Linked DNA regions of Homo sapiens: region 2 is linked to region 1. The links are chromatin loops, found by intact Hi-C in ENCODE. Cell type or tissue: endothelial cell of umbilical vein. All regions are shown on one strand. Each heading gives the region's core, and the rest is flanking DNA. Links, peaks and the distances in the headings are about the cores only.

Region 1 (16,738 bases), core at 4,374-12,373:
AGTAGCAGGACTTTCCTAAACTCAGGAATGAGAAGGAGGGAGAGATTTTCTGGCGCAGTGGGAGAAGGTAGCTCCTCCCTGGTAAGCAAAGCTTTGTGTTTACTTTTTTTTTGAGACAAGGTCTCACTCTGTCTCCCAGGCTGGAATGCAGTGAGTGGTGTGATCTTGGCTCACTGCAACCCCAACCTCCCAGGCTCAAGCGATCGTCCCATCTCGGGCTCCCAAGTAGTTGGGGCTACAGATGCATGCTACCACACCCAGCTAATTTGTGTATTATTATTATTATTATTATTATTTGAAGAGATGGGGTTTTGCCCTGTTGCCCAGGATGGTCTCGAATTCCAGGGCTCAAGGGATCCACTCACCTCGGCCTCTCAAAGTGTTTGGATTACAGGTGTGAGCCACCATGTCCAGCTTGTGTTTACTTTTAATTTCAAGTGGCTGGCAATGGTTAATGGTCCAGACTCAACCAAACAAACCCCAAATTTCATATCCTTACTGTTGTCACCATTTATTTCCACTTTGGAAACCCCTTGACACAGCCATATTGTCTTTTGACTGGAGCCACAGGGCTTGCCACCCATTGTCATGATAACATCCCCTCCTTACCCTGTCTGAGGAGGACAGCACCATGAGGCAGCTTGTTTCAATCCTTCCTCTCATTGCTCAACCTCTAAATATTCATTAACAGGTAGGACAGTCGGGGATTCCTATTTCTTCCCCCTCACCCAACGCTTGGGCAATAGCACTCACTACCAGATCCTGCACAATCTTCCCACATCCCCTGACCTTATCCTTTCTCTTCTCAGTAGCAAGTGCTCTGTCAGCAGCCTATCCTTGTTGCCCAAATGGTAAAGAACTATCTGAGATTCTACCCTGCTTGCAAACTAGCAAGGTAGTTTCCTGAATGCACAGTTTCCTGAATGCTAGCAGAAGACACAAGATTTCTGCGTCAGAGACAAAGTTCCTTGCTACTGCACAGCAGGTAGCATGAGTTTTGCACCAGTTCCTCATGTCCCCAGATCCCACAGGGACAATACAAGTCAGCCTAGATGAATGCTGCCCATGTAATGAGTTTACATCACAAGCTAAAGAACTGGAACTTAGGAAAACTCAGCCTTCTTTCTACAAGGGGCTGCAGGCAAACCTGCCCCAACTTTACCCTGGGAGGAGACAGCAAACAAACCTTCTCCCTGCTTGGGGATGACATTATCTCTTTTTCCTAAAACTGTTTGCTGTACAAATATCCTGGAAAAGACAGTCTAGGAAAAACTGCCAGAGCCTTTGCTCAAAAGATATGCAGAAACAAGAGGATTAGCAAAGAAATTTTCCACCCAAAATGTTAAATTTTTTATTTTGGTAAAATATACATGAAATTTACCATTTTAACAATTTTTAAGTGACTATTCTGTGGCATTGAGTACATTCACAATATTATACAACTATCACCACTATCCATTGCCTGAACTATAATATTATTTTTAATGCACTACTGGTTTTTATTTTCTAGTACTTTACTGAGATTTTAAAATCTATGCTCAGAAGTGGGACTGACCTACAGTTTCCCGTTGAGTGCAAGCAGCATGGTCTGGCTTTGATGTCATAGTATCCTGGCTTCCAAGAACAAATGGTAAAACCTTCTCTTCCCATATTCTGGAATTCTTTGCATTACATGGAACTGGCTCATAAAATCACCTGGGTAGGTGTCTTTTTTAGAGGAAACTATCTGACTACCTTTTCAATTTCTTCTACAAATTAGATGTTCTCCCCCTCCTTAAGTCAGCCTGGTAATTAATTTTTTTTTGGAAAATCTTCTATCTTATCTACCTTTTTAAAAGGTCATCCATACCTTAGTTGTCTTTTTCTTGTGAGTTATTTCTTGTATCTCTTGACTGATAGATCAGAAATAAGTCACCTTTCTTCCCTTCCTTTCCTTTTCTTTCTTTCCTTTCTTCGTTCCTTTTCTTCCTTTCTTTTTCTTTCTCTCTTTCTTTCCTTCCCTCCCTCCTTTCCCTCCTTCCTTCCTTCCCTCCCTCCCTCCTTCCTTCCTTCCCTCCCTCCCTCCTTCCTTCCTTTCTTCTTCCATCCCTCCCTCCCTTCCTTCCTTCTCTCCTTTCTTCCCTTTCTCTCTCTCTCTCTCTCTCTCTCTTTCTTTCCCCTCCTCCTCCTCCCTCCCTCCCTTCCTCCCCCTTTCCCTCTTTCTTTCTTTTTTGGTCTTGCTATTGCCCAGACTGGAGTGCAGTGGCTTGATTATAGTTCCTGCAGCCTTGAACTTCGGGGCTCAAGTGATCCTCCCACCTCAGCCTCCCCAGTAGCTGGGACTACAGGTGTGTGCCGCCACACTTGGCTATTTTTTTTTTAATTTTTGGTAGAGACAGGGTCTCACTATGTTGCCCAGACTGGCCTCAAACTCCTGGGCTCAAGCAATCCTCCCTCCTCAACCTCCCAAAGTGTTGGGATTACAGGCATGAGCCACTGCACCTGGCCATGTTTTTTGTTTTGTTTTTTCCTAAGAATCAACTTTTAATTTTGTTGGTAAAATCTACTGTTTGATTTGTTTTCTATTTCATTAACTTCTGCTTTCATTCCTTCCTTACTTCTGCTTTCTTTTTCATTTGTTCACATTCTTGAGTTATATGTTCAGTTTATTTTTAATCTTGTTTTCTAATTTATGCATTAAAGGCTACAAAATTTCCTCTGAGAACCTCTTGGACTGTACTCCCACAGGATTTTTTTGGTCATTAGTTTTTGACATTACTTTCTAAGTAGATTCCAACTTCAGTTCTGGATAATTCTTTATTGGGGTCACCGTGTAACTTATCATCCAAATTGGGACACTTTGGAGAGCAAAATACAGTTTTGCATCACTTACCTACAGGAAACGTGTTGTTCTGAGAAATTTGCCATTAGGAGATTTCATCATGTGTGACCATCACAGAGTGTACTTACACAAACCTAGGTGGTGCCTACTACACACCTAGGGTAGGTATATGGTATAGCCTATTGCTCCTAGGTTACAAACCTATACAGCATATTACTGTACAGAATACTGTAGGCAATTATAATATAATGGTATTTGTGTATCTAAACATAGAAAAGACACAGTAAAAATACAGTATTGTAATCTTATGGGACCACTGTTTTATATACAGTTCTTCATTGGCTAAAATGTCATTTTGCAGTGCATGACAGTATATGTGTTATGTCAGGAAAATAAGTGCTAACTCAGGCTCTCCTAGGTGAACTGGAAAGTATATTCACCCTATTTTTAACAAAAAAAGTTATTTATTTAAAAGGAAGTTTTAAAGTTTTTAAGTAGATAGGATTTTGTTACAAATTTCTAATTTATTGAATTTCGATTAAGGAATGTGGCCTGTATGGATTTTGCTTTTTGAAATTTGTTATGTTTTGGCTTAAAACTTGCTTAACTTTTGTGATCATTCCAAAAACTTTTGTGCAAAATGCATATTTTTTGTTTGTTGGGTATGCACTTCTTATCTTTTCGTTTTGTTTTTTGTTTTTTGTTTTTTTTTTTTTTTGGAGACAGGATCCCGCTTGGTTGCCCAGGCTGAAGTGTGATCATAGCTCACTGCAGCCTCAAACTCCTGGGCTCATGGGATCCTCCCCCCTCAGTCTCTGGAGTAGCTGGGACTACAGAGCTAAAAGATATCAAGTTTGTGAATTCTCTGGATAACTATCTTTGTCTACTTGATAAGTTAATTCCAAGAAAAATTAAAATTCCTCTCATGGTGAGGGCAGAGTTGTTTGCTTTTCCTTTTATTTCAGTTTTTGCCTTAAATATAGTATGTTTCTTGACTTATGATGGGATTATGTCCTGGTACACCCATTGTAAGTTGAAAATATCCCTAAGTTGAAAATGCATTTAATACCTTTAGCCTACTAAACAATATAGCTTAGTGTAGCCTACCTTAAACATCCTCAGAACACTCATATGAGTTGGACAAAATCATCTAACACAAACCCATTTTATAATAAAGTGTTGGCTATCTCATGAAGTTTATTGAATACTATACTGAAAGTGAAAAACAGAATGGTTTCATAGCATCATAAAGTTGAAACAACATAAGCCAAATCATCCTAAGTTGGGAACTATCTGTAGTTTATTAAAGCAAGAATTTTATTAACTTTTTTTTACTATTTAAGGAATTTTAATTAAAGCAATAATTTTATTTTACTGTTCACCGTTTAAGGAATTTTAATTAAAGCAAGAATTTTATTTTTATTCATTTATTCTTCACTCTGTCAGTAATTTAAAAGTTCTGTTGTTAGATACATACATTTCAGGACTGTTACATATTTTTTGTTGGCTTGCACCTTTTAGCACTTATACTTTTTACCCTGAAATCTCTTTTATCAGACACTAATATTGCAACTTATGCTGTCATCTATTTTGTAACAACTTTGTTGAGATATAATTTACATGCCATAAAATTCACCCACTTAAATTACATGATTGGATGACTCAGTATATTTACAGAATTGTGCAGCTGTTATTGCAATTTTAGAACATTTTCATCATCACCAAAAGAAACCCCACACTGGCAGGGCGCAGTGGCACACGCCTGTAGTCCCAGCACTTTGGGAGGCCGAGGCGGGTGGATCACTTGAGACCAGGATTTCAAGACAAGCCTGGGCAACACAGAGAAACCCCATCTCTACAAAAAAATTAAAAAATTAGCTGGGTGTGGTGGCATGTGCCTGCAGTCCCAGATACTTGGAGGCTGAGGTGGGAGGATCACTTGAGCCCAGGAGGCAGAGGTTGTAATGAGCCAAGATGACACAACTGCACTCCAACCTGGATGACAGAGCAAGACTGCATCTCAAAAAAAAAAAAAAAAAGAAACCCTATACCCACCATATCCATTAACAGTCACTCTCCATTTTCCCCCAACTCCTCCTCCCTACAATCATAATCTACTGCTATCTCCATAAATTTGACTGTCTGGACATTGATACAAATGAAATCATATCACATGTGGTCTTTTGAGTCTGGTTTCTTTCACTTAGAATAATGTTTTCAAGGTTCATCCATGTTGCATGCAAGGTTCATACATGTAGCATATATCTATCAGTACTTCATTCCTTTCTATTGCAAAATAATATTCCACTGTATGGATATCCACATTTTGTTTAATACATTCATCAGTTGATGGACATTTGAGTTGTTACCACTTTTGGCCATTCTAAATAATGCTGTTATAAACACTCATGTATACGTTTTTGTGTGGATATGTTTTCATTTCTCTCGGGTATTTTTCTAGGAGTAGAATTGCTGGGTCATTGGTTATTCTACCATCAGAATATATGAAGTTTCCAATTTCTGTATGTCCTCACCAACCCTTGTGATTATCTGTCTTTTTTATTATGGCCACCCTAGGTGTGATTTTGATTTGCAGTTCCCCAATGGTTAATGATGTTAAGCATCTTTTCATTTGCTCATTGGTCATTTGTGTATTTTCATTGGAGAAATGTCCATTCAAATCCTTTGCCCATCATAAAATTGGGTTGTCTTTTTATTATTGAGTGTTATGAGTACTTTATGTATTCTGTATACAAGTCCCTTGTTAGATACATTGTATGATTTGTAAATGTATTGTCCAATTCCTTGCATCATAGTTTCACTCACTTGATGATATCATGTGTAACATAAAAGTTATAAATTTTGATATTGTTTATTTTTCTCTTGCATTGCTTGTGTTTTTGATGTCATATCTTAGAAATCATTGTCTAACCTAAGGACATGATTTATGCCTTTGTTTTCTTCTAAGAGTTTTATAGTTTTAGCTCTTACCTTTAGATCTATGATCCATTTGAGTTAACTATATAGAGAGATAGGGGTCCAAATTGATTATTTTGCATGTAGATTTGCAGTTGTCTCCATGTTTTCTTCTGTTAGTATTTGCCGATTATATTTTTCCATTACTTAATTTTCAGACACAATAATAATGGTAATTTAAAAGATATGGGAACTAGAACAGTTATTCCCATTTTACAAATTTAAGGAAATATCTGAAGTTAATTGAATTATCCAGTGGACTCATGCTGAGGGACAGAAAGTCATGGAAAGGGATGATACACAGACATGGTGGATTATAGAATGGAGAGGCTTTGGAAATCCTTGGTCTAACTCAGCGTTTCTTAACCTTAGCACTATTGTCATTTGGGGCTGGATAATTCTTGGTTGTGGGGGCTGTTCTGAGCATTGTAAGATTCTTAGCAGCATCTCTGGCTTCTACCCAGTAGATGCCCAGTAGCAGCACCTGCCATCCCCAGTGTAGACCACCAAAAATGTGCCCAAGACACTGCCAAATGTCTCCTACAGTGCAAGTATCCCTACAGCTGAAACTACTGGTCTAACTACGAAATTTATTTCCCACATATTTTCTATAACCTCTCACACAGCAGTTAAATGGTTAAGTGTTAAAAAAAATTCTAGATGTTCTGCATCTTTTTTTTTTTTTTTTTTTTTTTTTTTTTGTATTATGGCCTCTGAAAAATGTTTCCACTGGTAGGCAGTTAGCTATCGAAAACGTGGAATAGTAGACTGATACTTGGGGTTAGGGTGCCATGCAATCTTGTTATAGCCCTGGATATAGTTGCTATGAACCAATGTATTTGAAAAGTGAGGGAAAAAAACAGCACCTGTCAAAAGTGGTGCCTGATGGATTCCGATTTCTGAGGCCCATGAGACACTAAGTCTAGTTGTTAGAATGGTCCAATATGAGCATCATTTCTCCAGAACTCCGGCGATATTTTTTGGGTGTATATGAATTGGGGTGCCTTGTCCTACAAAGTGAAAAGATAGTAGACCTACGTTTGACTTATGAACATTTGAATTTTTATATGGACATTTGTTTGTGTTTTCATGTAGTTGGCAAGACTATAATATATATCAAGAACAAGATCTCAGCTATATGTTCTGCATAGATTTGATTTTTGGCTTCTGGGAACTTCTTTTTTTTTTTTTTTTTGAGATGGAGTTTCTCTCTTGTTGTCCAGGCTGGAGTGCAATGGCGCAATCTCAGCTCACTGCAACCTCCGCGTCCCGGGTTCAAGCGATTCTCCTGCCTCAGCTTCCCGAGTAGCTGGGATTACAGGGATGCGCCACTACGCCTGGCTAATTTTTGTATTTTTAGTAGAGACGGGGTTTCGCCAAGTTGGCCAGGCTGTTCTTGAACTCCCGATCTCAGGTGATCCGCCTGCCTCGGCCTCCCAAAGTGCTGGGATTACAGGCATGAGCCACCGCGCCCGGCCGGCTTCTGGGAACTTCTAACGCTACTAAACTCAAATCAAAAGAAATTTGCTCAACCCTTTCTAAAACTCTGCATTATTCTAATTTGGAATAAAGCAGACATAGTTTAGGATATGTGCACACTGAACTAAGTATCTATATTCACGAAAATACAAAGCCATATATTATACTGATATTTAACTTAAATGTTTATCTAGAATAAACCAGTTGGATAAGGTAACATGCACTAGATTCTCCCAGTCTCAAGGTTGCTCCTTTAAGTCATGCAGTGAAATTACTAGTCCTTGGCCAATAAGGTGAAACCTCGTCTCTACTAAAAATAAAAACAAAAATTAGCTGGGTGTGGTGGCGGGCGCCTGTAATCCCAGCTACTCAGAGGGAGACTGTGGCAAGAAAATCGCCTGAACCCGGGAGTTGGAGGTTGCAGTGAGCTGAGATCGCGCCACTGCACTCCAGCCTGGGCAACAAGAAACTCCGTCTCAAAAAAAAAAAAAAAAAAAAAAGAAAAGAAATTACTAGTCCTATTTTTGGCATTTGGGACATCTGGCTCAATACTGGGTATAATTTAGGGCTATCTTTCGTATTTTGCATCTTTTGTCTAGTCATTTTGCTTTAAAATTTCCTGTTTAATAATGATATTCAATTATTTTTAGCATCCTTGCATACATAGTAAACTAAAAAGATCACCAGAAACTGATTTCCAGTAGTTGCACTGGCATAGTCACAACAAAAAGTATGAAGGAAAAGTCTTGTTTTCTTCGTTAGCCCACAAAAGGAGAAGTCATTTTCCTTAAAGCATCAAAATCAATATTTAATTTCATTATGGCTGGGGACAATAATGCACATTGTCAATGTCACTCCGTTCGGATGTACAGGGACTCAGCAATGCAATTTCTAGCCTTTCTATTTCTAGGTGGCATTTTCCAACTTACTCAACTCTCAGGAGTCCCAGTGCCATTTATTGTGGTTGGGACTCTGCAGGGCGAAACTTCTCCTGGGCTCCCGGTATCTCCTATTAGAGAGACTGCTGCGGGTAACAGGGACCGAATTTGCAACCTGTGGGGTGGTGACTGATGGTCCAATGTTCTCGCCACACGCAGGATGAGCCTCGCTGTGAGCCCACCACTGTAACCTCAGACCCCACGAGTTCAGCACTCCCTCGAGTCAGGCTTTGCAGAAGCCGGGAGGGCACTGGTCAACCCCACGCCCCTCCTTGGGGCCCGCTCCTGGTTTCTGGGCACCCCTGGGGAGGGGAGCCATCTGGTGTGCGCCACTCCCGGAGGGCGCGAGAAGGAAGCCGGCGCCTCACGCTCAGCTGTCCCTGGGCGAAGCCGGGCGGGGCGGCGGCGCGGGTCCGAGCGCCCGAGGCGCCGGCGGAGCATGTGACCACGCCGCGCGGGGCCGGGCGCGCAGTGCCGCGCGGTGGCGGCAGTGGGGAGAGCAATGGAGGCCACGGCCGACTGAGAGGCGGGTGCGCTGCTGGTGCTGCTGCCGCGGCGGCTGCTGATGCGGAGGCTGCCGCGCGCAGTGCCGCCGAGTCCGCCGCCCGCCCGGGACCGCCGGTCGCCGGCCAGCCGCTCTGCCAGCCGGAGCGCCAGGCGGGGACCTCAGGTGAGCGCCTGCTCGGCCCGCGGCCGGAGCCAGACAATGGGGACAGGGGCGGGCTTCTCTCCTCCACTCGCGCCCCTCCGGGCCGGGCCCCCGCAGCGCCCCGGGACTCCAGGGGACCTGGCCCCGGGGGCGTGGGCTCGGCGCGGCGGGCGGTGGGCTTCGGGGCGGTGTCCCCATGTGGGAGGCGCGGACCCTCCCGGAGGAACCTGCGCGCGGCTTGCGCGCTTTGGATCCCCGCAGGGGAACCTGCCGCCGGGCTGCACCCCGGGAACTTGCGGAGAATATGGGACCTCGCCTGCCTTCTCCTCTTCCCGCGCCTCGCCATCCTGTCCCCAGGTCCCTGGCTCGGTCCCGACCGCGGCAAGGGCCAGAACCAGACCTCACCGTCCGGGATCGCGGACGCCGTCCGGGCTCAGCCCTCTCCCCACCGCCCCCGGAGCTGCATTGCTTTGTTTAACCTCTGCCAGACCGTTTCGCACAAACTCTTGTTGCCCCAATTCTGATGAGCCACCAGTTTGATAGCTGAGGCAAGACAAAGGTTTCCCCTGTTTACCAAGGGCCGGGGCCAGGAGACTGCGCGCTGCCCGTGGTGTAAAATCTGTTTTCTTTATCTTCGCCCGGGGCTTGTTGCGATGGTTTTCCTGGCACTATAACCGTCCTTTCTTGCAGAGCTCTGTAGTGGCGAGATTGGACCTCCTAACCCTACGGATACGGTGGGTGGGGTATGGCTTTTTTTTTTTCATGATTATCAGTAAACAGAAGCCGACTTTGAATTTTATAATATGTGTTCTTGAGTTAGAGACATCGTAATCATTTTCTGAATTCTGAATTTTAAGAGAATATATATTTCAAGACACATTGATTCAGTGGAGGGGGAGGGGGAAGAAAACCTAGTAAGTACGACCATGTGTTGTGAAATTTTAATATGGTTTTAGGAATAATGGCTGGGAAACTGATCTGGTGTAGGTGAGGGAGTGTGTGTGTGTGTGTGTGTGTGTGTGTGTGTGTGTGTGTGTATTGGGGGTGGTAAGTGGTGGTGGTGGAGAGGGAGTGGTTAGAATACAAAGGATAAGGCAGTTTTAGAAAAAGATTCTTAGTAAATATCCTGTGGCAAATTTTTGATTCATTAAGTTGTGAGTTAAATCAATGTTTCCTTTAAAAATCACCTATAGTAATTGTGGAATTATATAAAAAATGGCTCACAGTTCTTTGGCATTGTTTGTGACTCAGGAATCTGAATAAAACAGTCAGTTTTGAGTAATTTTTAAAAAGTCAACAAAGAGAAGACTCCTTCACTACTGTCTCCTTTATCCTTTGGGAAAAGGGAATCCTTGTTCAGTATATTCAAGAGAAAATTGCCTATATGAAAAAAAATTTCAAAGGCAGCTTTGAAAAAGAAACATTTTGAAAAATATAATATGGTTGCATTACAGATCACTTCAACTCAGAAGTGGGCAGGGAAAAAATCATGTTACTGGATCGCCCTTTCCACTGTTGATTATTTAAAATGCATTGTATTCAAAAGCTTAATTTTACAGTCATCTCTAACACATTGAGAAACTTTCACTCTAAAGACTTAGCAGTACTTACCGACCACTGAATTTGGAGGAGGAAGCTAACACCAACTTGACAATAGGCAATTGGTGTGAGAAACAAAAGCTAGCTCTTGGTAATAGTTCATAGTTCTTCATAAACTACAAAGCACTATAATAAATGTAAGTTATTATTATCGCTAGATGAGGAAGCTGTGTTTTACAGTTTTTCTCTTACCCAATTTCAGACCAATTAATTGGCATTAATTTGAAATTCTCCAGGGAAAGGGACAATCTTTTAGTCTTTTTTTGTGGTCTGTATTTCTGATCTGGCACACAGTAGGTGTTCAGTATGTAGTCATGGAAAGAAAGAATGAATAGGTGAAAAAAATACAAGTGGATAAAACGTGTACAGATGGAATTTGTTTACTTTTTATTCAACGAACATTTACTGAAGGCCTACTGTGTGCCAACAACTGTGTAGAGGTTTTCCACATACAGTTGATGAAAGCTTGGTGACCTCCTTTTTCAGTCATAGTTGATGTGTGTTTCTTCCAAGAATGGGGTCTCTTGGGTGGTTTTTTTCATCATTTTAAATCATCTCCTGTAACTGAGTGGCACAATAGAACATTTCACTTGTTGTATGTGCATATAGTTTCTCACAATGGCCTGTGGGGAGGCAGGGCAGATATTATCATTCCCGTTTTGTAGGTGAGGAAATCCAGACATGGCGAGATTAAATGACTTGCCAGCTCCTTGCCACTAAAGCAACAATGCCAGGGACAGAAGCTGGATCTCACGCCCAGAGCTTTCTCCCCTGAATCACACAACCTTCTCCAAGATACACTGTACCCCCAGAAAATCACGCTGGAATTAGACCCCATGAAAAAGTCTACCTTTTGGATAACTTTTACATAAAGAAAAGGTATATTTTACAACCTAGTACTTAGGGGAGTGGTTAAATACACAAGTTCTCGAGGCAGGTGATTGAATTTGAGCATTGGCTTTACTGGCTACTAGCTCTGCATCCTTGGCAGGTGATTTAATCTAAGCCTCAGTTTCCTCATCTGTAAAATGGGGGAAGTAATCCTATTTAGAACATTTTTGTGAGGATCAAATAAAATAATGTGGGCATAGCACAATGTTTAGTACAAACTAAGCACTCAGTGTCAGCTAATTTTTATTTTCATTATTTTAATGTAAAGCAATGGCTTTTAAACTTTTTAATTTTTTATTTTATTTTTATTTTTTTAAAGAGGTGAGGTCTCACTGTGTTGCCCAGGCTGGTCTCAAGCAATCCTCCTGCCTTGGCCTCCCAAAATACTAGGATTACAGGCATGAACCACTGCGCCCAGCCTAAACTTTTATTTTTGCACAGTAAGAGATGCATTTTACTTTGCCACCCAGTATACAGATACATTGTAAATATCTGTAATTAAAAAATTCATGAAGTAATGCTTAGACTTTGAATGTGCAATGCATTCTTATATTTTTTATTCTATTTTATTTAAAAAATGTTGGTTGAGATCGCTAAATGATTTCACATCCCATTAATGGGTCAGGAACTACGCTTTGAAAAGCACTAATGCTAAGGATAATCAGGTTAAGTGCATTTAAGAAAGCTGTTGTTGAATCTTTATTTCTTTTCTTCAAATGGTTTACAACATCAATTGGAGTTTGAATACTAAATTACATTTAAAAATAAGTTCTTAAACATTTCTTGGGAATTACCATCATTTATTGAATATTTCTCATGGTCACGTTACTGTGTGCTAAGTAGTCTATTTATATATGTTATCTAATTTAGTTCTCACAACAGCCCTGTAAGTAGGCCTTGTGTTTACATTTGATAATTGAAATTAAGACTCAGAGAGCTTTTTATTAACTTGCCCAAGGTCCTAAATTTAGAGAGGGATGAAGCAAAGATTCAAACTGAGTTCTCTCTGATCCCAAAGCCTGTCTGCCCTCTTAACCCCCATGGTTTTCTGATGTTCCCTCATAGTGATTTCTGAAGATGTTTCATTTCTTCCTTAACATAAATTTGAATGTCGATATTGAGAATTTACCCATTGTGGTACATCTTTTGTAGTTTCCTTTGAAATGACTCATTTCAAGTCAGTTTTCAACTTAGGGAAGTTAAGGAAGCATAACGTAATTCTTTCTGGCTTTAGCTGGTCTTTGATGTAAATATTTTGTAAGAGCTTCTCAGGTTTTTGTGATAGAGTCAATTAATTGGTCATTTTTATTGAGCATCCAAAGGTTTAATATATCTTCCTAAGAGACATGAAATAGCTGTGTAACTATAAAAAGACTTCATTACGAATGAATGTCGGCTTTTGTTAAGGCACAAAATGAAGCCTTACAAGCTACAAAAGAGTACTTCATAGTGTATTGATTGGTCTTAAAATCACAAGGTGCTAAAAGTATTTACTTTGTAAAGTACTTTAAGAAACCACCACCAAGTATCCTATTAGCGTTTTTTGTTTTTTGGTTTTTCAGTTCTTTACACGTTTCCTATGTGTATTTGTAGCAGTATTTTAATTTTAATATTTTGATATTTCTAGGACTTCCCTCTTTGAAACACATTGTCAGGAAGAATTAAGGCGTTTTTCAGGAAATATATTTTATAAATAATACTTAGAATACACAAATAGATGCTTTTATATAATAAAGGCAAATTTCACTTTTTTTTTACATTTATATCTTCTACATTAAAACACCTATGGTGTCTGGTTTGCATTATTGCTATTATATGTAGGAGTGTAACTCATAAATAACATGATTACCAGGTGCCTAAAAATGTATAAATATGCCACTGCTCTTGCATTATAGCTTTGGATACTCCTGTGTGCATGAGGCTTTAAACTTTTAACCATATATTTAAACAGTTTATTTGTTGAATTAAGGTTAGTGTTTTCAAAGCTGACAATTTAAAAATCTGAATTTGTGTAGATCATGATGATATGTTAGACAAAGAACAGTAGTTTCATGGTTTATTTATGTGGTTTGAGTAGCCATATATTTCTGTTCATCAGTCTTTTTAAATTAAGATTTGATGTAAACAAATATAGATATAATTGCATTTATTTTTGAACATCAGATTTCATCCTTAGGCTGGCCCTCAAAATATACTTTGCAGCTAATGAAATTGTGTAAAGTTGCAGCAAGCCTGTGTTTTATGCGTATTTATTAATTCTGTCTACTACTTGACCCTTAGTGGATTGTTACAGTTTTTGTGAGCATCAGGACATGGCCCACTTATTGGGTGGTCATTGTAATTTGTATGTTCAGGCAGATACAAAACTTGGCTACCTTTACATTTTGTGTCCTGTTTATTCTTTTATTCATTTATGTTTTTATTTATGTATTTCTAGGGTCTTGCTCTGTCACCCAGGCTGGAGTGCAGTGATGTAACCATGGCTCACTGCAGCCTCTACCTCCTGGGCTCAAGTGATCCTCCTAGCTCAGCCTCCTGAATAGCTGGGACCATAGGCGCATGCCACCACATCTGGTTAATTATTTTTTGTAGAGATGTGGTCTCTCTCTGTTTCCTAGGCTGGTCATGAACTCTTGGGCTCAAGTGATCTACCTGCCTTGCCTCAGCCTCCCAAAGTGCTGGGATTACAAGCGTGAGCCGCCACTCAGTGGCTCCTTTTTATCCTGATGTGAAAATTCATAGAGATAAGAACGAAATCAATTTAGATATTAATTTATTCTGGTGGCTTTAAGGCAGATGCATATGCATATTTTAGGTTTACATAGATGTATGATTTTCACACATATATGAGAAGTACCAGATTATAAACTCTTCTCTAAAGTAAAGAAATACATATTAAGTAACTTTGTGGAAATAAAAAAACTGAGTAACAACCCTGAAGAGATGTTTTTATAGTCACATGTTGTCAGCCTTATAGTCACATGTTATCAGACATATTTAAGAAGCCAAATAGAACAACCATATGTAAAAGCTTTTATATGTGAAAAAGTGATACCATTTAAAATGTCAGAAATGGAAACATAAATATTTCAGTCAGATTTTTAAAGTCTTCACCAGGTCTTTCAGATGTTTCCAGTGTTTTTCAAGTGGCGTACTTAGGGGATTGAGAAGAAATGTCGAAAAACTTGCTTTTGAAACTGGTACTGTATTCAATATGAATTGAGGAAAAGACACAGAAGCTGCATCCCTGAAACACTTTAAAAAATATTTAAATCAGAAGTAAATTTAGCCCACTAGAAACGGTTGTTAGAATAGAGTTTAAGAGCAGGTAGCAGCTGCTAAGAGGAATTAGAAAAAGGAAGGACAAGTTGCTAAAAAGGCATTTTGTTTTTACCAGGGAAGGTAAGAACGATCTTATCTGGAGGCTCACTGGCCTCACCCCACTCACCTGGGGAGGGATTGGCTGGCAAGAAGGAAGATAAGGAGACAGGGAGCGGGAAACAGGTTGTCTGAAAACTTGATTATTATTTAAATCTAGGATAAGCCGGATTCAAGGAATAATCAGCGAAAATTCTTGTATATAATTGTTAACCCCTTGTTAACAATGGGCTGTTTCCTCACTTGGGAGAAATAAAAAGGAGAGGCCATAGTCCCAAGATCACCATTTGTGAAAGAGGAAACATTACTCCAAACCCCATTGCCAATACCATTTATGGTCTCGGGTGGGGGCCACAGCTCATGTTCTTAGGGAAGATTGTGACAGATCCAGCAGGGCTGTTAAGACACTGCTGGTGAATTCCAGGCTGCCCTAAATGATTGCAGTCAGGATTTTTCTTCATTTTGAAAAGTTTTTAATACATTTAGAATGACTTTCTCTCCACCAGAGTGTCACTGTGACAGAGGCAGTGGGCTTTCCTGCTTTATTTACGATGCACCTGGCCATGCAAGTTTGTGATGGGTTAACTGTCTTCTAGAGTTAATGAGGTCAGGGTCACAGGTTCAATTCTTGGGAAGACCAGTTAGCTTTGCTTTGTTCTGTGAGCGCATATTGTACTCTTAACCCAGGCCAGCCATCTGGTGAAGGCAGATCATTGATCACAAAGGCATTAATAAGCAAGACAGTGTGGGAGCAGCAGCATGAATCTTTCTCATGGATGTTGAGTAATTAGAGAAACAATTCCAAAAGCCTGTGCACATTTGTATTATTTTTATAGCATTATCTTAATAGATAGAAGATAACATGGTTATCAAATATTTTTCTTTGCCATTTCTGTTGAACTTTCATCTGAACAGTTGTCTTTTCAAGTTATGATTTTTGAGATGTCTCATTCATTCAGTAGTTATACTTTGTTCTGAGTATTCTTAATCTCCCTGGAGGTTTGTAGGACAGTGACTGTGGCAGTGAGAACAGTCATGCTAAAAGCAGTAGATCAAACCACCTAGTTGTTTACAGATCGAATTCCACTGAGTTTAAAAAGTTTAAAAAAAGCAAAACACCATTTTGAATGAGGGTAAACAGACTAAGAAATTTAGGAAAATGCTTTATACTTCTTCTAAGTAGACCTTGATCTGAAAATCTGTCATTCCCTTTATTAAAATAACTTCTAGTGTTAAGAGAAATATCAGAGATCATCTAGGCCTGTGCTGCCCTATACGGTCCTGCTGGTCCCATGTGGCTAGTCCGAATGGAGATGTGCTATCAATTTAAAATTCATACTAGGGCCAGTGCTATGGCTCACACCTGTAATCCCAGCCTTTGGGAGGCCAAGGCCAGGAATTCCAGACCAGCTGGGCAACATGGCAAAACCCTGTCTCTATAAAAAAAAAACCAAAAAAAAAACAAACAAAAAAAACACCCTCTCCCCGAAAAACCAAAGTTAGCTGGGCGTGGTGGCACATGTCTGTGGTCCCAGTTACTTGGGGCTGAGGTGGGAGGATTGCTTGAGCTAGGGAGGTTGAGGCTACAATGAGCCTGTCTCAAAAATAAAATAAAATAAAATAAAATAAAAAAGTACATACTAGTGCTGGGCCTGGTGGCTCATGCCTATAATCCCAACACTTTAGGAGGCTGAGGCAGGTGGATCCCTTGAGCCCAGGAATTGGAGACCAGCCTGGGCAACAAGGTAAAAGTCCTGTTTCTATTTTCTTCTTTTAAAAAACCAACATACTGGATTTGAAACATTTGGTGTGAAAAGAGAATGCAAAATATGTCATTAATAGTTTTTTAATGTTGATTACACGTTGAAGTAATAGTTTTGACTATGTTGGATTGAATAAAATATTGTTAAAATTAATGTTACCATTTTTTTACTTTTAAAATGTATCTACTAAGAAATTTAAAATTACATATTTGGCTCACATTTGTGGCTTGCATTATGTTTCTGT
Region 2 (15,605 bases), core at 2,688-10,687, 790 kb after region 1:
AGAAAAACATAGGAGAAAGCATTTGCTCTGAAGGAAAACAACAACAACAAACAAACAAAAAACAAAAAACCTATACAGAAAATGAGGCTGGGTGCAGTGGCTCATGCCTATAATCCCAGCACTTTGGGAGGCCGAGGTGGGTGGATCACCTGAGGTCGGGAGTTTGAGACCAGCCTGGCCAACATGGTGAAACCCCACCTCTACTAAAAACACAAAAAATTAGTCGGACGTGGTGACTCATGCCGGTAATCCCAGCTACTCGGGAGGCTGAGGCAGGAGAATCGCTTGAACCCGGGAGGTGGAGGTTGCAGTGAGCCAAGACCACACCATTGCACTCCAGCCTGGGCAACGGAGTGAAACTCTGTCAAAAAAAAAAAAATGGAAGATGAAAAGTAGCAAGCCTCAGTGGCAAGCACCTGTGATGTCAGCTACCTGGGAGGCTGAGGCAGAAGGATCACTTGAGCTCAGAAGTTTGAGGCTGTAGTGTAGGCCGGGTGCAGTGGCTCATGCCTGTAATCCCAGCACTTTGGGAGGCTGAGGTGGGCGGATCACCTGAGGTCAGGAGTTCGAGACCAGCCTGACCAACATGGAGAAACCTCGTCTCTACTGAAAATACAAAATTAGCCGGGCATGGTGGCACATCTCTGTAGTCTCAGCTACTCGGGAGGCTGAGGCAGGAGAATCACTTGAACCTGGGAGACGGAGGTTGCAGTGAGCCGAGATCATGTCATTGCACTCCAGCCTGGGCAACAAGAGCGAAACTCCATCTAAAAAAAAAAAAAATTTTGAGGCTGCAGTGCTTAATGATCTCACCTGTGAATAGCCACTGCACTCCAGCCTGGGCAACACAGGGACACTCCATCTCTAAAAACAAACAAACAAAAAGGCAGAAGTCTGAGGCACAAGAATCACTTGAACCGACCGGTGAGATAGAGATTGCAGTAAGCCGACATAGCACCACTGCACTCCAGCCTGGGCAACAGCAAGACACCATCTCAAACAAAAAAAAAAAAAAAAAGAGAGAGAGAGAGAGAAAGAAAAGAAAGAAATTGTAGACCAGGGAACATATTTTGTCTAGAATATATAAAGAGATCTTAAAACCCAAGAGTAAAAAAAAAAAAAAATATGATTAGAAAGTGGGCAAAAAGATATGAATAGACATTTCACTGGAGAGGATATACAGGTGGCAAATGAACATAACATTGTAAGCCATTAGGGCAATGCAAAATAAAAACTGCAATAACACTACACACCTGTCAGAATGACTAAAATAAAAAACAGTGGTAACATCAAATGCTGGCAAGGATGTGGAAAAAGTGGATTACTCATTGTTCATGGAAATGTGAAATAGTACACCTACTCTGGCTGAGCACAGTGGCTCACGCCTGTAATCCCAGCACTTTGGGAGGCTGAGGAGGGTGAATCATTTGAGGTCAGAAGTACAAGACCAGCTTGGTCAACACGGTAAAACCCCATCTCTACTAAAAATACAAAAATTAGCTGGGCATGATGGCGTGCACCTGTAATCCTAGCTACTCAGGAGGCTGAGATAGGAGAATCACTTGAACCCAGGAGGCGGAAGTTGCTGTGAACTGAGATCGCACCACCGTACTCCAGCCTGGGAGACAGAATGAGACTCCATATCAAAAATATAAATAAATAAATAGGCTGGGCGCGGTGGCTCATGCCTGTAATCCCAGCACTTTCAGGGGCCGAAGTGGGCAGATCACCTGAGGTCAGGAGTTCGAGACCAGCCTGGCCAACATGGCGAAATCCTGTCTCTACTAAAAATAGAAAAACAAAATTAGACGGGCGTGGTGGCATGCGCCTGTAATCTCAGCTACTCAGGAGGCTGAGGCAGGAGAATCGCTTGAAACCAGGAGGTGGAGGTTCCATTGAGCCGAGATCGAGCCACTGCGCTCCAGCCTGGGCGACAGAGCAAGACTGCATCTCAAAAAATAAATAAAATAAAATAGTACGGGTGCTCTGGAATAGAGTTTGGCAGCTTCTTAACAATCTAAGTGGCTGGGCGCAGTGGCCCACGCCTGTAATCCCCATACTTTGAGAGGCTGAGGCAGGTGGATCACCTGAGGTCGGACTTCGAGACCAGCCTGGCCAACATGACAAAACTCCATCTCTGCTAAAAATACAAAAATTAGCTGGTCTTGGTGGCGGGTGCCTGTAATCCCAGCTACTCAGAAGGCTGAGGCAGGGAGAATCCCTTGAACCTGCGAGGCAGAGGTTGTGGTGAGCCGAGATTGCGCCATTGCACTCCAGCCTGGGCAACGGAGCGAGATTCTGCCTCAAAAAAAAAAAAAAAAAAAAAATCTAAGCATACAAATACCATGTGACTCAGTAATTGCATTATTGGGCATTTATCCCACAGAAAAGAAAACTTGGGGCCAGGGGTGGGGGCTCATGCCTGTGATCCTAGCACTTTGGGAGACCAAGTCAGGTGGATCACTTGAGGTCAGGAGTTCGAGACTATCCTGACCAACATGGTGAAACCCCCATCTCTACTAAAAATACAAAAATTAGCCAAGTGTGGTGGTACATGCCTGCAGTCTCAGCTACTCGGGAAGCTGAGGCAGGATAATCGCTTGCACCCAGGAGACAGAGGTTGCAGTGAGCCAACATTGTGCCACAGCACTCCAGCCTGAGTGACAGAGTGAGACTCCATCTCAAAAAAAAAAAAAAAAAAAAAAAAAATCTATCAATTGATCAAAGCAGGCCAGACGCGGTGGCTGTTTCTTATTTTTATTTTTGAGATGGAGTCTCTCTCTGTGACCTAGGCTGGAGTGCAGTTGTGCAATCTCATCTCACTGCAACCTCCGCCTCCTGGGTTCAAGTGATTCTCCTGCCTCAGCCTCCCAAGTAGGCGGGATTACAGGCGTGTGCCACCAGGCCAGGCTAATTTTTGTATTTTCAGTAGAGACAGGGTTTTGCCATGTTGGCCAGGCTGGTCTCGAATTACTGACCTCAGGTGATCCACCCGCTTCAGCCTCCCAAAGTGCTGGGATTAGAGGTGTGAGCTACCAAGACCAGCCCTTTATTTAAAAAAAAAAAAAAAAAGGAAAAATTAAGCAAACTCTGGGTTTTTTAAATTCTGTTCTGTATCTTCACTGGGTTGGTGGTCACAGGAATCTTCAAATGCGGATACAATTGCATAGAATTAAATATACACACAAACACACACAAATGAACATTGGTAAAATTGGTGAAATCTAATTAAAGTTAGTAGACTGTATTGTCAGTTTCCGGTTTTCTACATTATAGTTACGCAAGATATTACTATGCTATTTTCTAACAACTACGTGCAAGTCTACCATCATCTCAAAATATAAAGCTTAATAAAAGTGAAGCTCTGAAAAGTATCTATAGAATCTGAATAGTAAAGGGACATAATTCTTTTTTTCTTTTTTTTTTTGAGACAGAGTCTCGCTCTGTCCACAGGCTGGAGTGAAGTGGTGTGATCTTGGCTAACTGCAATCTCTGCCTTTCGGGTTCAAGTTATTCTCCTGCCTCAGCCTCCCAAGTAGCTGGGACTACAGGTGCACACCACCATGCCCAGCTAATTTTTGTATTTTTAGTAGAGATGGGATTTTACCATGTTGGCCAGGATGGTCTCGATCTCTTGACCTCATGATCCACCTGTGTTGGCCTCCCAATGTGCTGGGATTACAGGCGTGAGCCACCGCGCCCGGCCTTCGTTTTTTTGGGTTTTGTTGTTGTTGTTGTTGTTTTGATATGGAGTCTCGCTCTGTTCCCCAGGCTGGAGTGCAGTGGCACAATCTCGGCTCACTGCAACCTCCACTTCCCGGGTTCAAGCAATTCTCATCATGCCTCCGCCTCCCGAATAGGTGAGACTATAGGCCTGTGCCACCACACCTGGCTAATTTTTGTATTTTTAGTAAAGATGAGGTTTCACCATGTTGGCTTGACCTCAAGTGATTCCCCTTCCTTGGCCTCCCAAAGGGCTGGAATTATAGGCATGAGCCAGTGTGCCCGGCCATAAAGGTATATAATTCAAAATATTCTGAGCATACAGATTCTCTTTTCCTTCTTTAACATCATCATGATTTAAATGAACCTGAGTAATTAATGCTGATCTAGTAAATCGTAGTGGCCTTAAGTCTAAGTATTGAGAATAGGTAATTTTAGCCGGGTGCGGTGGCTCAGGCCTGTAATCCCAGCACTTTGGGAGGCCGTAGGCAGTTAGGATCACCTGAGGTCAGAAGTTTGAGACCAGCCTGACTAACATGGAGAAATCCCATCTCTACTAAAAAAAAAATACAAAATTAGCCGGGCGTGGTGGCGCATGCCTGTAATCCCAGCTACTCAGGAGGCTAAGGCGGGAGAATTGCTTGAACCTGGGAGGAGGCAGAGATTGCAATGAGCTGAGATCTGGCCATTATTGCACTCCAGCATGGGCAACAAGAGCGAAACTCCTTCTCAAAAAAAAAAAAAAAAAAAAAAAAAAAGAATAGGTAATTTTATTATATTCTACAATGAAGGGCAATTTAAACATAATGTAATTTAATGTTTAGACATTTGTGAAACTTTCAACTAAAAGATTCCCAAGTTTCTATGAGAAAAATTAAAACAACTTTTGTCAGAGTAGGCAGTAGGCATCCCAATTATTTTACAAAATATGCTCACCATAAACAAAACAATTATATGACTTAGAATTACATGTTAATATAACCGTTCTTGCCCTGCTTTCTACAAGGTATTGTGAAATTATGTGTTCTGGGTATTTTTGACTTGTATGTGCTTCTGATTAGCTGGAAAACAGCTAGGAAAATACAGTGGTCAAAACATAGAATTTGGCTGGGTGTTCTAATCCCAGCACTTTGGGAGGCGGAGATGGGAGGATCGCTTGAGGCCAGGATTTGAGACTAACCTGGGCAACATTGTGAGAGTCCCATCTCTACAAAAAATTAAAAGACAAGCCTAATTCAATATGGTTTTCCTTACCATTCAGCTCTGTGATGTAGATAGAAACTTTACCCCTGAAGCTAACATAATTCAAATTCAATTGTGGATCAAGTTGGCAACCCAACATGTATGCTCCATATTGCCTCTGGCACCAAGTTTAAACATTTAAGAAAAATTATCCGGCCAGGCGCAGTGGCTCAAGCCTGTAATCCCAGCACTTAGGGAGGTCAACGTGGGTGGATCATGAGGTCAGGAGATCGAGACTATTCTGGCTAACACAGTGAAACCCCATCTCTACTAAAAATACAAAAAAATTAGCCGGGCGTGGTGGTGGGCACCTGTAGTCCCAGCTACTCGGGAGGCTGAGGCAGGAGAATTGCTTGAAACCACCGGAAGGCAGAAGTTGCAGTGAGCCAAGATCACGTTACTGCACTCCAGCCTGGGTGACAGAGACAGACTCCATCTCAAAAAAAAAAAAAAGAAAAATTATCCTAATGTGTCCTCCAAATATGTCCTTTTTTTTTTTTTTTGAGACAGAGTTTCGCTCTTGTTGCACAGGCTGGAGTGCAGTGACATGATCTTGGCTCACTGCAACCTCCGCCTTCCGGTGGTTTCAAGCAATTCTCCTGCCTCAGCCTCCTGAGTAGCTGGAACTACAGGCACATACCACCACGCCCAGCTAATTTTTTGTATTTTTATTAGAGATAGGGTTTCACCATGTTGGTCAGGATGGTCTCGATCTCTCGACCTTGTGATCCGCTCGCCTCGGCCTCCCAAAGTGCTGGAATTACAGGCGTGAGCCACCGCGCCCGGCCCAAATATGTCCTTTCAAAGTCATACTAGAGTACTGTCTAAAAGGCCGGCATGGAAGTTGTCTGATTGTAGAGGAAGTCATTTCATTTCATTTATTTACCATTGATAGGGTCCGGAGTCTGTAAAGTTAGATGTTAGCTTATGGAAAATAAGTGGCAAATGATTTTGTTGGGTAGAAAAGATATCTCCAGGCCAGGTGCGGTGTCTCACGCCTGTAATCCCAGCACTTTGGTAGGCCGAGGCGGGTAGATCACTTGAGGTGGATCACTTCAGGAGTTTGAGACCAGCCTGGCCAGCAGGGTGAAACCCAGTCTCTACTAAAAATACAAAAATTAGCCAGGCTTGGTGGCACATGCCTGTAATCCCAGCTACTGGGGAGACTGAGGCAGGAGAATTGCTTGAATCCAGGAGGTGGAGATTGCAGTGAGCCAAGAGCGCGCCATTGCACTCCAGCATGAACGAAGAAGCGAGACTCTTGTTTAAAAAAAGAAAGAAAGAAAAGATATCTCCAAAGGTTGCCATTTCATTGCTCTGTGAATATTAAGCAGTGTTATATTTCATATTGCAGTCTTATCCCAGCATTCTTTTTCCCACTGACTATATATTTACCAGTCTCCCCTATCTTTCTTCTTTTGCCGGTTCCCTGATGATTAGTTAAATAAGAAGGGTAAATAAGAGGCTAGCTTGCCTAGCAGATAGAGAAAGGGGTATTTCTGACTTGGGAAGATCAGCATGTGCAAAGGCGAGCGTGACTCCTTTAGAGAATTCCAAGAGACTCCATGTGGCTAAAGCAGTTCTTCTCAAACTTTGATGTCCATATGAATCACTCAGATTCAGTGAGTCTAGGGCGAGGCCCAGAATTCCACCTGTCTACAAGCTCCCAGGTTAAGCTGCTGCTGCTTGTCTTTGGACCATACTTTGAGTAAAAAGGGGGTAGGGTTAAAGCACTTCCAAAGATGTGCACATCCAAAAATGAAGATGGGGCCAGGCACATTAGCTCATGCCTGTAATCCCAGCACTTTGAGAGGCCGAGGCGGGCAGATCACTTGAGTCCAGGAGTTTGAGACCAGCCTGGCCAATATAGTGAAATCCTGTTTCTACTAAAAATACAAAAAGTTAACCAGGCATATTAGTACAAACCTGTAGTCCCAGCTACTCAGGAGGTGGAGGCAGGAGAATCGATTGAATCCAGGAGGCAGAGGTTGCAGTAAGCCGAGATCACGCCATTGCACTCCAGCCTGGGCAACAGAGTAAGACTCTGTCTCAAAAGCAAAAATAAAAAACAAAGATGTGCACATCCAAAGATGAAGATGGAAACTGAGGGAGAGGGGTATGGAACAGGCTCTATACTAAGAATAATCATTTTTCACAATCCACATCAAACAAAAATATTTCTAAGCTCAAGCAGGTAGTTCATGCATTTGAAATCATACAAAAACTCCAACCACATTTCAATATAGTCACAAAAACAAGACCAGTTAAGTCATTTCCTAAAAATGTACGTTCTCCAGCAGCTAGTAGAGCTAAGCTGGTTTTGGCGATGTCTACTGCCATCTAGTGGAAATGGATTGACATAACTAGTGCATCATTTAGTGGTAAAGCTTTCAAATTAAAGTTTTCAAAGTACTCTCATTTTATCTCCACAGTAACCTGTGAAATAGACATTGTTATTCAGTTTGTTTTAACTTATTAAAAAATTTAAGGCAGGGCACAGTGGCTCACGCCTGTAATCCCAGCACTTTGGGAGGGGAATTCGAGACCAGCCTGATCAACATGGCGATACCCTGTCTCTACTAAAAACACAAAATTACCCGGGCGTGGTGGCATATGCCTGTAGTCCCAGCTACTCGGGAGGCTGAGGCAGGAGAATCGCTTGAACCCGGAAGGTGGAGATTGCGGTGAGCCGAGATCGTGCCATTGCACTGCAGCCTGGGCAATAAGATCGAAACTCTGTCTCAAAAAATAATAATAATAAAAAAATAAAAATAAAAAAACTTTCAGGCCGGGCGCGGTGGCTCGCGCCTGTAATCGCAGCAATTTGGGAGGCTGAGGCAGGCAGATCACTTGACCTCAGGAATTCAAGACCGGCCTGGCCAACATGGTGAAACTGCTTCTCTACTAAAAATATAAAAATTAGCCAGGTGTGGTGGCGCAAACCTGTGGAGGCGCAAGCCTCAGCTACTCTGGAGGCTGAGGTGGGAGAATGGCTTGAACCTGGGAAGGTGGAGGTTGCAGTGAGTCAAAATTGTGCCACTGCACTCCAGCCTGGGCGAAAGAGCGAGACTCCATCTCAAAATAATTAAATAAATAAGGCCGGGCATGGTGGCTCACTCCTGTAATCCCAGCTCTTTGGGAGGCTGAGGCGGGCAGATCACTTGATGTCAGGAGTTCAAGACCAGCCTGGCCAACATGGCAAAACCCCATCTCTATTAAAAATACAAAAATTGGGCCAGGCGCAGTGGCTCACACTTGTAATCCCAGCACTTTGGGAGGCTGAGGCAGGTGGATCACTTGAGGTCGGGAGTTCAAGACTAGCCTGACCAACATGGAGAAAACCCCATCCCTACTAAAAATACAAAAATTAGCCGGGCATGGTGGTGCATGCCTGTAATCCCAGCTACTTGGGAGGCTGAGGCAGGAGAATCGCTTGAACCCAGGAGATGGAGGTTGCGGTGACCCAAGATCGTGCCATTGCACTCCAGCCTGGGCAATAAGAGCGAGACTCCATCTCAAAAAAAAAAAAAAAAAAAGAAATTAACTGAGCATCATGTCAGGTGCTTGTAATCCCAGCTACTCAGGAGGCTGAGGCAGGAGAATTGCTTGGACCTGGGAGGCGGAGGTTGCAGTGGGCTGAGAACACGACACTGCGTTCCAGCCTGGGTGACAGAGCAGGACTCTGTCTCAAAAAAAAAAAAACCTTCGTATTAGGCCAGGCGTGGTGACTTATACTTGTAATCCCAGCATTTTACGAGGCCAAGGCAGGAGGATGCTTGAGGCCAGGAGTTTGAGACCAGCGTGGGCAATATAGCATGACCCTGTTTCTACAAAAAAAAAATTTTTTTTTTTAATTAGCTGGGTGGAGTGTCTGTAGTCTAGCTACTCAGGAGGTTGAGGCAGGAGGATCACTTGAACCCAGGAAGAACATTAGCCTGGGCAACGTAGCAAGACCCTATCTTACAAAAAAACTTTTTTTGACTGAGTGGGGTGGCTCACCCCTGTAATCTCAGCACTTTGGGAGGCCCAGGCAAGCAGATCACTTGAGGTCAGGAGTTCAAGACCAGCCTGGCCAACATGGTGAAACCCCATCTCTAGTAAAAATACAAAAAGTTAGCTGGGCGTGGTGACACATGCCTGTGATCCCAGCTACTCAGGAAGCTAAAGCAGAGAATTGCTGGAACCTGGGAGGCAGAGGCTGCAGTGAGCCGAGATCATGCCACTGCACTCCAGCCTGGGAGACAGAGCAAGACTCCATCTCAAAAAAAAAAAAAAAAAAAATTAACGCTTCATATTATCAAGCACTTATTATAAGCACTGTACATGAATGATCTAATTTATTCTCCATTACAATCTAATATGGTAAGTATTATCTGGTTTATTATTCCCACTTACAGATAAGAAGCCAAGACTTAGAGAATTTTAAGAAGAATGTTGAAAGTCCAGCAGCTAGTAAAGTGGGAGCATCAGGGTCAAAGTAGGGGATCCTACAAGGCATGTATCGTTAACATAAGTTATAACCAACATCACAAAATGTGTCAGACATTCTCCTAAGCAGTTTGTTTATAGGTATCAGCTAATTTAATCTTCACAAAACCTGAACCAGGCAAGGTGGCTCATGCCTATAATCCGAGCACTTTGGAAAGCAGAGGTGGGCGGATCACTTGAGGTCAGAAGTTCAAGACCAGCCTGGCCAATGTGGCAAAACCTCATCTCTGGCTGGGTGCGGTGGCTCACGCCTGTAATCCCAGCACTTTGGGAGGCCAAGGCGGGCGGATCACGACGTCAGGAGATCGAGACCATCCTGGCTAACATGGTGAAACCCCGTCTCTACTAAAAATACAAAAAAATTAGCTGGGTGTGGTGGCAGGCACCTGTAGTCCCAGCTACTCGGGAGGCTGAGGCAGGAGAACGGCGTCAACTCGGGAGGTGGAGCTTGCAGTGAGCTGAGATCGTGCCACTGCACTCCAGCCTGGGTGACAGAGCGAGACTGTCTCAAAAAAAAAAAAAAAACCTCATCTCTACTAAAAAGACAAGAAATTAGCTGGGCGTGGTAGCACCTGTCTGTGGTCCCAGCTACTCTGGAGGCTGAGGATCACCCGAACCCGGGAATTTGAGGCTGCAGCGAGCCATGATCGCGCCACTGCATCCAGGCTGGGTGACGGGAATGAGACCGTCTCAAAAAACAAAACCAAAACCAAAAAGGTATGAAGTATGTATAATTATTATTCCCATTTTATAGATCAAGAAACCAAGAGGAGTTAAGCAAGATATTCAAGGTCACCAACTAGTGAAAAGCATAGCCAGAACTGGAATCCAGGAAGTTTAATTCTAGGGCATATGTTCTCAACCAGTAAGCAATTTTTTAAAAAGTTATTATAACTTGGGCCAGGCGCGGTGGCTCATGCCTGTAATCCCAGTGTTTTGGGAGGCCAAGGTGGAAGGACTTTAAGACCAGCCTGGGCAACATAGTGAGACCCCCATCTCTATAAAAAATATGTATTTTTAAATAGCTGGACATGGTAGCACATGCCTGTAGTCCTAGCACTTTGGGAGGCTGAAGCAGGCAGATCACTTGAGCTTGGGAGTTCAAGACCAGCCTGAGCAACATGGCAAAACCATGTCTCTAAAAAAAACAAACAAACAAACAAAAAAAAACCCAGGCGTGGTGGCTCACGCCTGTAATCCCAGCACTTTGGGAGGCCTAGGCGGGTGGATCACTTGAAGTCAGGAGTTTGAGACCATCCTGGCCAACATGGTGAAACCCCGTCTCTACTAAAACTACAAAAATTAGCTGGGCATGGTGGTGAGCACTTGTAATCCCAGCTGCTCAGGGGGCTGAGGCAGAAGAATCAATTGAACCCAGGAGGCGGAGGTTGCAGTGAGCCAAGATTGCACCACTGAACTCTAGCCTGGATAACAGAGCTGGACTCTGTCGCAAAAAAAAAAAAAAAAAAAAAAAGCAAAAATGCAGATTCTGATGCAGAAAGCCTGAGGTAGGGCCTAAGATTCTGCATTTCTATAAGGCTCTCAGTGAGGACAGTGCTGCTGGCCAAGGTGGATCACACTTTGAGGAGCAAAGTTCTGGCAAGGGGAGGGAGGGGAGAGGAGCAACATTAGAACTGTTAAAAGAAAAATTCTAGACAAATTAAATTTAACAGAGGGTAATTGAACAAAGAATGATTCCTTAAAAATATATATATATTTTTAGAGACTGGTCTCTGTTGCGCAGGCTGGAGTGCAGTGGCTCAATCATAGCTCACCACAGCCTCAAACTTCTGGGCTCAAGGGACCCTCCTGAGTAGCTAGAACCACATGACACATGCCATGATGCCTAGCTTTTATTCATTTATTTCTTTTCTTTTCTTTCTTTCTTTTTTTTTTGGAAACATAGTTTTGCTCTTGTTGCCCAGGCTGGAGTGCAATGGCCTAATCTTGGCTCACTGCAACCTCTGCCTCCCGGGTTCAGACGATTCTCCTGCCTCAGCCTCCTGAGTAACTGGGATTACAGGCATGCGCCACCACACCTGGCTAATTTTGTACTTTTAGTAGAGATAGGGTTTCCCCATGTTGGTCAGGCTGATCTCGAACTCCCGACCTCAGATGATCCACCCCCCTTGGCCTCCCAAAGTGCTGGGATTACAGGCGTGAGCCACCGCACCGGCTATTTATTTATTTTCATAGAGACAGGCTGTTGCTGTGTTGCCCAGGCTGATCTCGAACTCCTGGCCTCAAGCCATCCTCCTGCCTAAGCCTCCCAAAGTGCTGAGATTACCGATGTGAGTCACCATGCCCAGCCTAAAGAACAGTTCCTGAATCGGGTGGCTCTGGGAACAAGCAGAGCTTCAAGAGCTCCACTCTGTAACAGCTTGATTGGTTACAGCTCAGTATTGAGACATGGTCTGATCAGTTGGTAGCCTGTGACTGACTGAAGCTCAGCTGCTGTGCTTGGCTGACACTCAGCTATTTGTTATTAAACAAAACTTCTATATTAGGCTCTCAGTTTACCTGCTGAAGTTAGGTTGCAGTTCTTTCAGTAGGAACTCAAGGTATGGAGGCAGCCTCTGGCCAAACTTAGTTTAATTTACTAGGACCCTTAGTAACGCCTATGTTATTGGGGTAGGAGGGGAATAAAAGGAGGCTCTGAAGGAGCCTGAGGGTGACAGGGGACTTGGCCTGAAAATGTCCTTGGAGAACCAGGACAGCGTGTTGTCAGAAAAGATACTATAGAAGCATTTCTTTCTTTCTGTCTTTTTTTTTTTTTTTTTTTTTTGAGCTGGAGTCTCACTTTGTCGCCCAGGCTGTAGTGCAGTGGTGCGATCTTGGCCCACTGCAGCCTCCACCTCCCAGGTTGAAGTGATTCTCCTGCCTCCGCCTCTGAGTAGCTGGGATTACAGGCGTGTGCCACCAAGTCCAGCTAAATTTTGTATTTTTAGTAGAGACAGGGTTTCGCCATTTTGGCCAGGCCGATCTCGAATTCCTGACCTCAAGTGAATCGTCCCGCTCGGCCTCCCAAAGTGCTGGGATTACAGACGTGAGCCAACGCACCCGGCCTATAGAAGCATTTCAAGGCAAAATAGTCAAAAGCAATACAAGCTAAGTGATGGTAAGGGGCCCTGCTGGTTTCTCAATTAAGAGGCAACTACAAAAAAAAAAAAAAGAAAGAAAAGAAAAGGCTACTGATCAATGTAGTAAATGTGGTTTCTGTGAATAATAGAAGCTGAAAGATTTTGTGATGTTGGGGTGTAGGGAGTGAATAGGGGAAGTAGAGCTAATCTCTTTTTCTAGAAAGAGAAAGAACAGTAGCTAAGGTGGATGGCAGGGGCAAATGAGAGAAAGACAGTGGGGCAGGGATGGCTTATGGGGAAGCTTGTTTGGTTTGGTTTTGCAGGTGTGACACCAGAAGCTATGGAGTTATGCAGAAAGGGAAAGGCATGAGGGAGAAATTGACCCAGAGAATGTGGGTGGCTTCTCCTCTCCTAAATAGACCATCATGTTTACTGAATGTCTGCAGTGTGGCAGCTCCAGGAATAAATAGGACACATCCTTGAGCTTCAAAGTCTTGATACTGAGGGAGCTTTGTGCCTTTTCTGTGAAACTTTGAGAGACGGCAGTAAAATGGGCGTGGGGTTCACGATGAACAATCTTTTCTACATGAGGCCCAATTCAAGAAAGATACACATGTTTCTGGTAACCAGTTTTCCTCACAATTGAGTTGAAACATTCTTTATTTCTCCATCACTGGAGAGTTCAATTTTTAACCTAAAATTCCAAAACAGCACCATACTGTTAGAATAGGTAGTTAGGCAGATGTAGGCAGGACAGGAGAGGAGTCCCCCCACCTAGGAATGTCAGGCCATGGTCAGACGACTGTCAGGTGATGGTCAGGCAGCTGTTAAACTGTGTCTCTAAAATAATAATTGGGCCAGGAGCTGTGGCTCAAGCCTATAATCCCAGCAATTTGGTAGGCCGAGGTGGGCAGATCACCTGAGGTCAGCAGTTCAAGACCAGCCTGGCCAACATGGTGAAACCCCATCTCTACAAAAATACAAAAATTAGCTAGGCATGATGGCGGGCACCTGTAATCCCAGCTACTCAGGAGGCTGAGGCAGGAGAATCATTTGAACCCTGTAGACGAAGGTTGCAGTGAGCCCAGATTGTACCATTGCACTCCAGCCTGGGCGACAGAGCAAGACTCCATCTAAAAAATAATAAAATAAAATAAAATAAAAATTGGTTACAGCAGGCACCAGGGAAAGGCAGTCTCCCAACAGATAGAAAACACCTGACGCTGGTCATCCACAGCTTCCCGATAAGATCTCAGGAGTTGGGGGAGTGGGCTCAAGCGTGTGCACTAAGAGGCAAAATGGCAGAGTTTAACTGGTATATGACCTTCCTCCAGGAACACTCAACTGGTAAGGGAAGAATGCCTCAAATGAGCATGCGCATAACTTCAGTAACCACACTGCGCACGCGGCCCCTCCCAAGTATCCGCAGGCCACTGCGCGAGGACAGCCCACACCGAAGGAGGAATCAGGGTAGAAGAAATGCACACCCCAGAACCATGCCAATGTATAAACCTCAAGCCAAGGTCAGTTGGAGCACTTGGATCTCTCAAGTTGCTTGGTTGGCCCTCTTCCAAGTGTAGTTTACTTCCGTTTGTTCTTGCTCTGAAGCTTTTTAATAAACTTTAACTCCTGCTCTAAAGCTTGCCTCAGTCTGTCACTCTGCCTTATGCCCCTTGGCTGAACTATTTCCTCCGAGGAGGCAAGAATGGAGTTCTTCTGACCCCTGGGAATCGCCGCTGCTGACATTATCAGTAGCACCCCCTGCAGTACGAAGCAACAACACTGGGTCTCTAGAGCAATGTTGAGTGAGACAGGCCACATGGGGTTATTGAAGGGGATAAAACATGGGGTTAGGTTAGAGATTTGGTGCTGAAGGACTGGGCAAGGTGGCCCATGCCTGTAATCCCAGCATTTTGGGAAGCCAAGGCAGAAGGATCACTTGAATCCAGGAGTTTGAGACCAGCCTGGGCAACATAGCAAAACATCATCTTTACAAAAAAATTAAAAAAAAAAAAAAAAAAATTGGCCGAGCGCAGCCCACGCCTGTAATCTCAGCACTTCAGGAGGCCAAGGCAGGTGGATCATCTGAGGTCAGGAGTTTGAGACCAGCCTGGCCAATATGGTGAAACCCTGTCTCTACTAAAAATACAAAAATTAGTTGGGCATAATGGCGGATGCCTGTAATCCCAGCTACTCGGGAGGCTTTGGCAGGAGAAATGCTTGAACCCGGGAAGCGGAGTTTGCAGTAAGCCAAGACGGTGCCATTGCACTCCAGCCTGGGCGACAAGAGCAAAACTCCATCTCAAAAAAGAAAAAGAAAAAGAAATTAGCCAGGCATGCTACATTACTATGTACATGCTACAGGCATTAGTGCATGCCTGTAGTCCCAGGTACTCAGGAGGCAGAGGTGGGAGGATCATTTGATTCTGGGAAGTTGAGGCTACAGTGAGCCACGATTGTGTCACTGCACTCCAACCTGCGTGACAGAGCGAAACCCTGTCTAAAAAAAAAAAAAAAAAGAGATTTGGCATTGCGATGCAGTCACAGACCAGGGACAACGGCAAAAATTCCAGCCCTTTGGAAAAATTCGACATCTGATGTCAACTGGAGGCAGAGGCTGCTATCTTAGTGGTAGCGAGTGGGTTACAGAGTAAAGTGTAGTGTGCAGGGCCTAAATAAGAGGGTGAGGGCCATGGTGCAAAAGCCTTCCAGAAACCTCCATCCGCCCCTAGCTTCTCTCAGCCTAAACAAGGATAAAAGAGAATTCAAGTATTCAGACCCCACCCAGCCCATCCTTCTGAATAGACTCTGCAGTCCATTAAGTTGCTCTGCAGATTTCCAGAGGAGTTGAAGTTCGATCCTCCCCCAATTCTGCAACCCAAATCAGCCCCCTAGGGGTTTATGTAACTATTGTTTCTGGTTTTCATTCATATGCAAATGTTCAAAACCTGACCATCACAGAACTGCCCCCAGGGAGCAAACAAGCTTTAGATGCATCATAAAGGTGCTCATTTTCCTTCCAGCTTGAAAGTGCCTACAGGTTTCCAGAATCAGACAATTGGAGATTCAGGG

The links. Hi-C counts contacts between places; a loop is a spot of excess contacts. Peaks named below come from ENCODE experiments on the same cell type or tissue, not always from the same donor. Only the 100,000 strongest peaks of a DNase experiment are listed, where the experiment ranks them.
Region 2: a loop joins it to region 1, with 4 times the contacts of the local background. A loop is called at or near these places in 2 of 110 quality-filtered maps.

The regions. Positions count from the first base shown.
Region 1 is chr4:56,040,416-56,057,153 of GRCh38, forward strand. It overlaps CRACD (capping protein inhibiting regulator of actin dynamics), which reads left to right and starts at 8,683. Exons shown (of 11, transcript NM_001393381.1): 1 at 8,683-8,884. RefSeq lists a silencer at 8,409-9,048 and enhancers at 8,579-9,254, 13,008-16,738. In endothelial cell of umbilical vein, for the core only: a CTCF peak has its summit at 8,683; DNase peaks (open chromatin) are centred at 8,706 and 9,526; H3K4me3 peaks cover 1,846 bases; H3K27ac peaks cover 795 bases; H3K27me3 peaks cover 289 bases.
Region 2 is chr4:56,829,530-56,845,134 of GRCh38, forward strand. No RefSeq gene overlaps it. Among named protein-coding and RNA genes, the nearest start is that of SPINK2, 16 kb to the left of the region's middle. RefSeq lists an enhancer at 15,138-15,605. In endothelial cell of umbilical vein, for the core only: a CTCF peak has its summit at 7,289 (motif pointing left); a DNase peak (open chromatin) is centred at 7,282.